Linked DNA regions of Homo sapiens: all the other regions are linked to region 2. Evidence: read pairs that join two places in POLR2A ChIA-PET (ENCODE). Cell type or tissue: MCF 10A. All regions are shown on one strand. Region 1 overlaps LOC107986391 (a long non-coding RNA gene). Region 2 has its middle 96 kb from the start of ZNF608. Region 3 overlaps LOC124901056 (a long non-coding RNA gene).

Region 1 (4,000 bases), 120 kb after region 2:
CAAGACTCCCCAGGGGACGCCTGAAACTCTGGATAGCATTGAACCCCATATATACTCTGTTTTTTCCTATACATACATAACTATGATAAGGTTAATTTATAAATTAGGCACTGCAGGAGGTTCACAACAATACCTAATTACAAAATGGAAGAATTGTAACATAATACTTTAATAACAGTTATATAAATGTGGTCTCACTCACAAAATATCTTCTTGTAGTGTATTCACCTCTTTTTGGACTATGGTTGACTGGATAAATGAGACCACAGGAAACAAAACTGCGGAGAAAGGGGACTTCTTTCTGTCTAGACAGAAGCTGAAGGATTGCCGAAGTTTTGAAGCTATCACAGCCAAGCCTCATCTCCAGCCAAGTGGTTAGCAGACTCCCTTGTGGCAGTTTTACCAATTGGATTTTTAATGTTTCATTCCATTTTAGCTCAGCTTCTAGGACAGAATCTGTGATATAGAGGTGAATAATATATTCAAATGAATGAGGACGACAGCTCTGTCAACAGTTCAGAGAGTCCCAGAAAGGGCCTACTGTCTTCTCATGGTTTTACATTTTCCTGCCTGCCACCCATCCTGCAGCGTCTTCCCTGACACAGCCTGAGCTTCTTTAGCACTCCCACCCAAATTTCCTTTTATTTCTGTGCCTTTGGCAATTGCTTTTCCTCTACTTGCCTCCAATATGAGGCAGAAATGTTAATATGATCTCTTACTCTCCTCTCCAGTTCTCTTTGTTTCTCAGAACATTCTAGAGAGCATCTAGTAATAGTGACAGCCCATGTCTCTGTATTCCTTGCTTTCCTTCATCTGATTAAATAATACTGAGGAACAGAATCTTGGTCCCTCTTGAGTTTGTCCAAATACCATGTACAGGCCAGCATGGCAGCTTCCACCCTTTCTTTGAGGCAGTCAGGTTGGAGGGGGTCCCCTGGAGAAACTCCAACCAGCCTGCCAATGCGGTGGAGCCTCCAGAAGTCGTACCGTTTGCAGCGGGGAGGAGCTTGGCCCTGCCTCTTCCTGTGGAACCTGGGATTCAAAGGGTGGGCCGGAAGTGCTCTAGCCAGGGGACTCTGGCCTTATGGAGGATCCCTGTTTCCTCCTTTTTTTTTTTTAAACCCTTTTCACCTAATAAAACCCTGCTTTTCTCACCCTTTAAACTGTCTATGAGCCTAAATTTTCATGGCCGTGGGACAGACAAGAACCCCATCTTTGCTAAACCAAGGAAAAGTCCTGCAACATTTTTGGCACGCAGAGTGGGGGCTGGAGAGGAGGTGAGTGAAATGGGGATTCAAAACCTCTCACTGTTGCTCCTAAGCATGTTCATCCTTGGACTTCTGAATGTGGGAGAAAGGCCCCCAAACCCTGTCGCTCCCAGGGGTCAAGGGAAAGGCCCTTCCCTTCTTTTTTGGGGACCGACAGGCGATGGGTTGGGCGGGGGCGGCCCTCCTCGCTCCCCTGTCCTCTCCCTGCCAGGCAGGGAGGCATAGGCCCAGGGTCCGCACAGCGGGCTGGCTGGTTGCCAGCCGCAACTGCTGCAGCCTTTCCCTTCCCCAGCCAAGGGGTTTTACTCCATCTTTCAGTAATTGAACTAATCTCCCTGGTAGAGGAAGCACTTGCATAAGAAGAGGTTTCTCCCCAGGCGTTTTTAAACTTTTTTTTTTTCTTTCCTCTTCTCCACCTTGACAGCAGCTAACTTTTAATTTTTTTTTTTTTTTCCTTTTAGAGGATGTTTTTACTAGGCCAGGCCCCACAACTACCACTGTTTATATTTTCTGCAAAGATTTGGTTGTGAAATCACGCCTCCATCTTTTTTTACATCCTGGGGGCATGGCCATAACCGCTTAGCAAAGCTTTGTTTCGCAATCCTGCCTTAGGGAGTAAGTTTCTCCCTGGTTTAATATCTGCCTGTTCTCCCAGCCCTGTCTCATGAAGAACCCCATCCGGGGACTGGGTTTTCTCCTGCCTGTCCATGTAGTTATATGTGTGTTTGTATATGACGTCTGTTAAAAGAGTTCTAATTAATTTGGCCTAAAGAAGGACAAGTGCTTGAATTTAGTTTTTTTTAATGGGAAGTGAAAAGCTGTGGTACCTTTCGGTTCATGTGACTTTAATCTTTGAGAAATAAAAACAGCCCTAAAGAAATATTGGTAAAATGCAGGTCAGATGCAAGGTTTGCTAAGTGTTGTGAGGTTACAAACAGCTTTTTGGGTTTTGAGAACTATTTGACTTGCCGGCTTCACAACTGGTATGGCCTGGGGATGTATGGAACTAACCACGCCCTTAATTAAGAAGGCAAACCTTGGTTGCAGTTAGCACACAAAGCAACCTACAAAGTTTTACCTTAAAGTTAAAAATTGCTAGGAGTTACCATTGTAACATATAATTGAGACTACTGAAAGTAGATTTACATGCAAGGTGTGTAAGAAAAGTAAAATGTGTTTTTTAGTAAAAGGGTATAAGAAGGCATGGAAATGCAAACTTTTGCCTAGGGTTAAAGGATTGTTTTGATTTAAATTAGGAAAAAGTTGAAGGTTCAATGAAGTGGTGGAAGAATTTTGGAAATTAATCTTGCAGAAGAGGTTCTTTGTGTGAACACATTAAATTCACAGGGGTTGTAAAAGGTTTTTGCTTCTTTACATTTCTAAGTCATCATTTTGGCAAAATAAATAATTTATGGTAATCTGGAACTCTATTTCATGTAATCTGGAACTCTACTTCATAATATCAAGTGTTTTAAACCTTGAACATTTAACAGCTTTCCCGAAATCAAACTTCAGTTTCAAAATTGTCTTCCCTGGCACCTGGCTTTTCGAATACTTCAGAGGGCCCCTGAAATATCCAGAAAAGAGAGGTAAATGGGATTATTTGACAGGTACATGGGATTGCCAAAATGATGTTCAATCTTTAGGTTATATTTTTGGTAAATAGTGCTAATATATATTCCAAGATTGTATGGGATTTCTAGAATTCTAATGTCTGAGTATATGCTATCAATCACGATTAAGGTTGTTATGTTAAGTTATTGTAAACTACAGAGATAACCAAACTTCTTTGTCAATTGTGTTTCTAACTGTAACTACCTTGGACATTTGCTATTCACCAACAATTGTCTTGTTTTAATCCTTTTCAAAAGATGGTTTATAATGAGGTATAGAACTTTAACAGGTGCTCTCAAATGTAGGCTTCTGATAACTTTAGAGATTGTAACATTGGAATAAAAGAAAATGTACAGGACTCATAAAGAGCTGAAATGCTCATGAATAGCAAGCAAACAAAACAATAGTTCACTAAATATAGACTGAACTCAGAAAGCTGAAGCAACCTTTTTGACTTTTGGTTGGAATATTGCTGATCCATGTTTTGTTTTTCAGAGTCAAGGAAACTTATTTTGAACTGTTTACAGCCTTTAATAATTAAGGTATATACTCCTGTGATCAAAATTTGGAGCATGTTTGTTTCTCTCTGCCTGGTTCCTCTAGAATTTGGTAACTATGAGTATTCTTAAGGCAGTATAGTTGTTTGCATCAGTGCAATAAGAATCCATTTTTCTTTTGCAAAAGGACACAAGTGGAGAAAGTAGTTATTTTACTAAGGCTTTGACTAGAAGGGTATGCTTCCCTTTAAGGAGTCAAGCGCGACTTGCAGAGCCAATAAAAGGCCCATGGGGAAACTGGCCTCATACCCTTGTCTATGCAGTCCCTGTACAGGGTTCCTGACCTGTGGTCAGTAAAGAATGTCACTTTCTAGCAGGTCCAGGAGCTCCAAGTTTATCTTGGGACCTTAAGAGGGAGGATCACCCAACTCGCAGGTATTTGAGGATACAAACCCATGGCTGGGCTGGGCTTTAAAAGGTCTTATCTGTGATTCCTCGTGGATCACACTTCCATCAAAGCCAATCCAAAAGGCCTATGTAGAAATAATTATTCTTGCTGCATTTTATGCAAATAATCAGGCCAAGTATAAGACTAAAGTCTATTTAAATAACTCGGTCCTA
Region 2 (4,000 bases):
ACAAAAGGGCATGATGAAGCCGTGATGCAAATGATGAGCCTGAAGATTAAGCTTCATTACACGGTAAATCCACCTCTGGACTTATATGCATAAAAAACTGGAATATGCATCTGTAGTAACTCTCCCCATTAGAAGATTTATTTGTGTGTGGCTTGTGGAAATCAGTTTTATTACTTAGTCATGTTATCTAGAAAAAGCACTGGGGAAAAATCATATATTGATGAATTAGTGAAAGATTTTGCGCAGCACATAGCAGTGGACTTTGTGGAATCACTATGTGGCCAATTTGATTCTACTAGGAGGACGGCTGGTACAATTTTAGAGTTCTTGGTGACTAACCATTATCATGGTTATTTAAAAACAACAACAAATTAAAAAACAGTTAATTTTTGTTTTGCTATATAAATTAAACCTTGACTAGGATCTTCAAATTTATTGGTTGCTTTGTACTGCAAACTAGTTTACTTGATCACATTTATGGATAGATAAGTAATAATACCAGGCAGTTTATACCATGGTCAAATACACAGCAGAGAAAAGCCAATACTACTATAATCACAGATGAAAGAAATCCTGAAATCCTGTAGAATCTGGAGAAGACCTCACGGAAGTGGTGGGATTGAGTTTTACAGAAAGAGTAAGTGTATGTTTTAAACAGCAGAAATTATCTCAATCCTGGTGGCAACATCTGTTCTGGGGGTAAAGAAGAGAAGAGTTTCACCAAAATAGCAGGTCTCTGTGAAAGGAACTTATGGATGTCCATTTCAAAGAATAGAGAAAGGCCATATTATTAAAAGAAAAGGGCATTAAAATCAAACTGAAAGTCTGGGTTTCAATGTCAATGCTTTTTCAAAGTGTGGTCTCTACTCCAACAGCCTCATCCTCACCTGAAGCATGTTATATATGTAAATTATCAGGCCCCACTCCAGTCCCACTGGATCTGAAACGGTGGAATGGGGCTGAGCGAACTGTTTTAGTAAGCCCTCCAGGTGATTTTGATGCTCACTGGAGAACGATGCTCTAAATGATATGAAGCTGCAGATTTCTGAAAGGTATGTAAAGTGATGTTTCTGTAGGATTAAGGTGGCAACTGTGGTTTAGATTGGATAGAGAAGAGATTGGAGGCAGGAAAGTCTATTTTAAAACATAACATCTTAATCAGCATAACATATATATACTATCATACCTGCTGCTGAATTCCAAAGCTGTTCTTTGTCAGGGTTTTAGCATCTTCATTTTGTGCTACAACATATTATGTTGTGGCAATATACCTTAGTGAGCCTGCTTTAAATTATTTAACAATCAAGTAAATGCTTTCATTTTATTACAGTGAAAGCTAATTTAATGACTTTTAGCTAGTAACTAGTAGGAGGAAACTCCATCTTTGCACAAAAAACAATAAAAATCCAGCAACCTTATAAATATACATCAGATAGATGGGGGACCATTTTTAGGTCATGAATTTGCATTATTTAAGAGAGCTTTAACAGAGACTCTCCTTCCCTAGACATAATAGTTTCAAATAAACATGTGCGAACTTGCAGTACTATGGGTTGTTTACGAGAGAGGGAGTGGAGAAAACGGAGAGAGAGGACAGAGATAGTGGTTATTCTGAAGAGCGAATGAGAGAGTGGGGGAGCAGAAGAGTGACGAGAAGAAAATGAAAGAAGAAAAATGCAGCAAGAGTATAAAAATTATGTGCCTTAAAAATCAGATCCATCAGCCATTTGGTCTCAGTGGATTAGTAGAGTAGGGAAGCCATCTGCCTAGAAGCACTTGGTAATGAGCAACAGCTAGAACCGTCCAGTTGCAAAGAACTCATGCTTCTGTGCCTCAGGGCAAAAAATGACTGTAATGCTGCTGGATGGCCGCCCTTTAAGTGTTTTCTTAAGTTTGAAATCTTGGCACTTTTTATTTATCCATCTATAGAAAACCTGCTGTGTGAGAACCTCGCAGCAAATGTACTTATGGAACCCCATGTGTGAAGTGATATTGTTTACATAAGGCTTACACAATTTGAGAATAACGCAATTTGACAGAAGAGACAGGTTGATGAAATGTCTGTGGGTTTTTTTTTTTTTTTTTGGCATTATAGTTGAGTGGGTAGAACATAGCCATGGGAAAGCCGAGAGCTGGCCCCAGTTTCTGGCTCTGTTACTGACATCCTGTATGTTTCAGGGCAAGAGACATGGCTTCATCCCCATATCCGTTCTAGAGCTGGACGGGGGGCAGAGGGGTGCAAGGGATTGATTGTACATGGCTCCAGCACTTTTATCTTTTATAAGATGAGGAAAGTTATCCAACAGATAACTTCCAAGCCACATGTGCCACGGGCAGTCTCCCCTCAGGTTAGGATGTAAAAAGAGAGCCTGTCATCAAGACCAAAACTTGAATATTGTTAGTGTTGGAACTGCATGGAGCAGCTGGTCAGGGAAGTAGGGTGGAGGCCTGGGAGAGTGTGATAAGAAAGGTCATGCTTGGTGTGGAAATTGGTAGGACTCTGGAATAAGTGCCCAAAAGCATTAGGCAAGTTGCAAGGGCCTTCGGCTGGAGAAGAGACCCAGAATCAGAGCACACCCGTGAGTTACGGTAAAATCAAGGCAGTGGGACCAACCCTGGAGGTGGTTAAGGAGCGAGGAGGGCGTGGTAAGGGAGTAATGATCACATGTACCCAGGGTTCACTAAATGCCAGGTACAGATTCAGCACTTTGACTATATTAATTCATTTAATCATCACAAACCCTCATGAAGTAGTACTATTATAATCCCCATTTTACAGATGAGCAAACTGAGGCACACCAAGGTTAAGATGATAGCATTGGTAGTGGCTTAAAGGCTGAGCATTTGGGCTAGCTCCTGGCACTTCACAGGAATGGAAGAGGTGGGGTGAGGTAGATTTATGTGTGTAGATCAGAAATAAAGTTCCCAGTACACAGGTTAACTCTGTGGTCCAATCAGAAGGCTTCCTGCACACTTCCTGTAAGGGTGCTAGCCAAGTCCAGAATGTGAAAGACTTATAGTAGAGCAGTTTCTCACCTCTCCCGACTCAGAGAATAGCGGCTGCGTGAATCTGTTTTACCACTCCAGGCCGATCCTGCCACTGTGATGCTCTGCCAGGCCTGGGAGACAGGAGATTGGTGGCCTCTGCACCAGTTTGGGGAGAGTGGGCTCGGTAGCATTACAAAACCACAGACTTACACAAACTCTGTGTTTACCCAACAGAAAACGAAGTGGAAAGTTTGCAATTATGTAGCTTATTTGAACCAAGCAGTCATCCAAACCGGGTAATTTGACTCTCAGACATAAACCGGTTACAGTAGAGAAGGGTTGAAAATGTGTTTCTCTCTCTCTGACACACACACATACACACACACACACACACAAAGCTTTGTTTGAGTAAAATGCAATTTGAAAACCTCACTTGAGTAACATAGTTGTTGAGATTCTTTTAGCTAAACTGTACTTTCAGAAGAGTAAGGCAGTGTACAATTTTGAAGAATAACACTTTAATATATTGCCAAAGCTCACAATGCTTACGGTGATACTACAGGTGAATTCGTTTCTCTTTTCAGATAGAATATAACCTGCAAAGATCCTTGGAGCATTCATTTTTCTATTAATTACTTCTTTTGAAAAACACAAGTTGGGCCGGGCATGGTGGCTCACGCCTGTAATCCCAGGACTTTGGGAGGCCGAGGCGGGTGGATCACGAGGTCAGGAGTTTAAGACCAGCCTGGCCAAGATGGTGAAACCCCGTCTTTACTAAAAATTAAAAAAAAAAAAAAATTAGTTGGGTTTGGTGGTGGGCGTCTGTAATCCCAGCTACTCGGGAGGCTGAGGCAGAAAATTGCTTGAACCAGGGAGGCAGAGGTTGCAGTGAGCCGAGATTGTGCCACTGCACTCCGGCCTGGGCGACAGAGTGAGACTTCGTCTCAAAAAAAAAAACAAACACAAGTTGCTTTTCAAATGAATTTCTTATTAGTTTCCTCTTCCCTACATC
Region 3 (4,000 bases), 1.2 Mb after region 2:
ATTTGTAGTATTTGTACCTTACCTGTTCCAAAAAATGATTTGAGGCAGATGATATGTATATGGTATTGCTATTTATACCCTGCGTGCAGAATATGCTGTCACTTACGAAGGAGATAAATGCTAATTTCTTTCATAAAATGTAAGAGTAACCATTCGAAAACTGAGGAGGGGGAACAGGCTAAAAAGCATTTATTTAAGTAATAACTGACCAGAAATTTGTATAGATAGATAGATAGATAGATAGATAGATAGATAGATAGATAATTTTTAAAAATACCAGAGGGCAATGTCAAGATTAGGGTATATTTGAGGTAAGAGAAAACAAGAAGATTCTTGATTTGAAGAGTGAAGATGTCAAATGAGCCTACACTCTCTTTTTACACACACACACGCAAAAAGAGAGACATCTTTTAATTCCTGGTAAGAAAGTAATTTTTATGATGAGATTGGCTAGAATCTGGAATCAGTTTTCCATGGAAGAAGAGAAAGCCTTGAGGCCATTGAAATAAAACCATTCAAAACAGGGGAAAATGTACTACAGAACAAAGAAAAATGCTGCCCTGATCCCTGGAGGCTGCAGCCAAGAACTGAATAGGCCTTTTCAATCTCCAGCCATTATGAGTTAGGTAACTATTCTGAGAATATATGAAAGGAGTGGTTTTTCCTATCCATGTTGAGCTCCTATTAGCCCCTTGAGGAAATAGTGGTTTCGCAGAAAGTGTGAATTCTCAGTGTTACTGAAATGACCTTGTTTAATTTCCTCATAAAAAAAAGTCAATCTAATAATAGCTACATCTTCTAATATTAACAAAGCTGCAAAAGTTACACAAAGTTAGAATAATTTTCCTTTGCTTGGACAGCAAAATCCTTCAGTGTCCTTGTCTTTCTTTTCCCAATGTGCCACCCCCTTTCTAGTCTATATTTGCTCTTTAATATTTGATTCCACATTTTCCAGTCACCCTGATGCAAAGCAGCAGTGTGAAGTTGAACGATTCAAAACGGAAAGAGGAGATGGCTGCCACCCCACCATGAGCAAATCCACTGAACTGTAAATCTACCCTGCATTTAATTACCCAACTAGACGGTGCGATGATAAGGTCTCCAGAGTGTTGTACTATCATGAGTGATTGAGTATGCTTGCAGTAATAAGCTTTTCTACAGCTAAGCCAAAAGGTTAAAAGTATACGTAGAACTTCAAGGCAAGCATTGTTTTTAAATAGCTGCAAAGCCAAAAGAACAACAGAAACTTCTTTTGAATGAATGTCTTGGTTTCAAAACCTTCCGCTGAAAAAGGAGAGTTTTATGGAAAGGAGTGTGTTCCCTCAAGCAAATTTACAAGTAGTCGGGTCAGTAACAAGGGTGGGAAGACTGCCCTTTCCCGCCAGCTTATACCACATCCACAACTCACATTTGTATAGTGAAAAGTAAAGATGATTGGACTTGTGAGATGAATCAGCAATTCCCAATCACAGCAGCAAAATAAGACTGTTTTCTTTCTGAATCATTGTGGCAGTCAATGGAAAAGTGACAAATAGACTTTGTTCTCCATCAGTGATGGGAGGGGAATTTATGTTGGGAGCCAAATTTCCAAAGTAAGGCATAACAGACTTGCCAGCAAAACTGTTCACACCCCCACAGAGACCACAAAACCCTGCAGCTGTAATTTCAGAAACACACATGTGTATAAATCAAGTAATTGCACACCTAACTATCCACTTGAGCCTGTGTGCTGGGTTTTTTTCCAGGTGCCTGAGGCACTTGTGCTATTTGGCTTTGAAAACAAGGTTTAGTTTAATTGACAGGATATTATCAAATTCAAGCTGACTTGTATGGACAAATCTCAAAATATGAGGGTGGCATACAGAAATCAAGAGGAACATATGAATGTTCCATATGTGTGTTATGCAAGGTCCTTGCAGTGACTGTGAATTCTAAACAACAGGAAGGGACAAAATTAAAATGTCAATTTAGTTCTAATTCATGAATGTATTTTTTTCAGAGCATCAGTGAAGCAGCATCATTTGAAACATCATTGTTATTTACAAAGAGAGAGAGAGGATTGAGCAAGTATTATTTCATTTTTTATAATAGTGTTTTAAAAAAGAATAAGGGAGTGCTTTGGGTCTATTGGCCAGAAGAGCAAGCAGATCCATGTTTTCATGTTCCAGCTGGCACAAGCCCCAGCAGACAGCCATAGAGCAGACTGCAGGCTGCCCAGGAAAGCGGCACTTACTGCAACATGGAATCACCCTGTAGGCTACACTTGTGATTTAATTCCTCCAGGAGAGATTCAGGTTTGTAGGACTTATTATTAGTCCTATACATATGCTTTGCAGATTCTAGTAAAGTAAGATTAATGTGAAAGCAGTTTTTCCAAAATTTTTTTTTTGCAATTCAACACACTCATTTCCACAACGTTCGCTTTCAAGGGGGGAAAAAAAAAGCAAAAAACATGGCATTAATTTCACAAAGATATTTAAATTGCCAACCTCTCAACTACCTCCATCTCCAAGAACTCTATAGATTTAGAGGTTTTTTTAAGTATCCACATACATACATATGCACACGCATGCATACACACACACACACACAAAAACCATGCAAATTTCTAAAGGCATGATTTCAAAACTCTCTAGCAAACAATAAGATGCTAGAAGGGGGGCGGGGTTTCCCATTTTACCTATTCAAACTCTAAAACACCTGCTGTTAACACTGCCACACAATGGGGAATTAATTAATGGAGGTTCTAAATGAACTATGAGAAATTCCACCTCACCATTCTCTACATCTGGTTCATATTTTACTATTGAAAATGAAGAAATGAAATCAGAGGTCATTTGAAAGTAAAAATGAAGGTGGTATGGTAACTATAGGTAAAATCAATCTTATTATAAAATGTCCCATAAGGATGATTTTTCTTAAGACAAAGTCAGTAGTCAGCCAGAGTAAAGCAAAGAGATATCTATGCAAGAATTTTCCCCCAAAACATGTGCAAACTCCCATTGGTCTATTTGGGCAAAATTTCCAGACAGTCTTGTTTTCACAGAGTGATTATTGAAGAAACTCCTTACATTTGCATATAATATTAGCCAAGAATAACATTTCTCAATGACAGCAACAAAATTTAACTCTTTTTTAATGGTTTACAGTTTTTATTAAAATTTTAATAAGAGGCCCAGTTTTGAGACTTTTAGAACTGACGTGCTCCTTTCGCTTTGTTATAAAGGAGTTATCAAGTGTATATAGTGCTTATGGCCTACTGAAGAACCATTAGGCCATAAAATAATCTGCCTGTAAAAATGATGAGGGAAGGTAAAATGTACAGTGTATAAACTACAATCTGAGCACTGTATTAAGGCCTAGTAGGAGGAGATATTGATTTATTTTCCATTGAACAAACATATTAAATTTCAGATGGGTTAATAAGTTAAAAAATAAACTTGAATCTAATACAAAGGAAAGAGAGAAGGAAATACAACAAAAAGAATGTCAAACACCTACCATACATTTTAAATTATTTCTGTGTATTTTGTGGGGAGGCATATGGGATTATTATCAGTACACCTTTTTTTTCAATTCTGCTACTTTCTTAAGGATATCTTTTGATGTCATAAGATTGATTTCTTAATCTAATAAAATATTTAGTATTTTATACACCATAAAATACCATTTCTGATATTGTAATGTAGCTTTCAAGCGGTTTCATGGGAGACAGTTTGGAGACAAGATGGTGATAGGCTGGGAATAAGGAGAGAAGACATGGGAGGGAGAGCTCAGCCCTGGGTGAAGACTCATTACCAGTCCCAACTATCTGTGTGATATAAGGAAAGAGTCTCACCATCCAGGCTTCTAAGTTTTTTCATCTTTAGAGTGGGGAATGTCATTAAAGTATCAAAATGTAGGAAATAAATGAAATACTGCACCTAAAGAACTCTACCTGTCACAAAGAAAGCATTTGATATATTTTATCTATGTTATTGTATTATTGCCTGGGTCCCTA

The links. Peaks named below come from ENCODE experiments on the same cell type or tissue, not always from the same donor. Only the 100,000 strongest peaks of a DNase experiment are listed, where the experiment ranks them.
Region 1: POLR2A ChIA-PET joins it to region 2 with 5 read pairs; 2 of 35 experiments call an interaction of 5 or more read pairs at or near these places.
Region 3: POLR2A ChIA-PET joins it to region 2 with 6 read pairs; 1 of 35 experiments calls an interaction of 5 or more read pairs at or near these places.

The regions. Positions count from the first base shown.
Region 1 is chr5:124,961,928-124,965,927 of GRCh38, forward strand. LOC107986391 (a long non-coding RNA gene) reads left to right here. Exons shown (of 5, transcript XR_001742528.2): 5 at 220-975. Among named protein-coding and RNA genes, the nearest start is that of ZNF608, 220 kb to the left of the region's middle. In MCF 10A, no CTCF peak of the experiment used is centred here; a DNase peak (open chromatin) is centred at 1,844.
Region 2 is chr5:124,840,477-124,844,476 of GRCh38, forward strand. No RefSeq gene overlaps it. Among named protein-coding and RNA genes, the nearest start is that of ZNF608, 96 kb to the left of the region's middle. In MCF 10A, no CTCF peak of the experiment used is centred here; DNase peaks (open chromatin) are centred at 1,935 and 3,215.
Region 3 is chr5:126,014,274-126,018,273 of GRCh38, forward strand. The region is part of intron 2 of LOC124901056 (a long non-coding RNA gene); the gene reads right to left. Among named protein-coding and RNA genes, the nearest start is that of LINC02039, 160 kb to the right of the region's middle. In MCF 10A, no CTCF peak of the experiment used is centred here; a DNase peak (open chromatin) is centred at 1,518.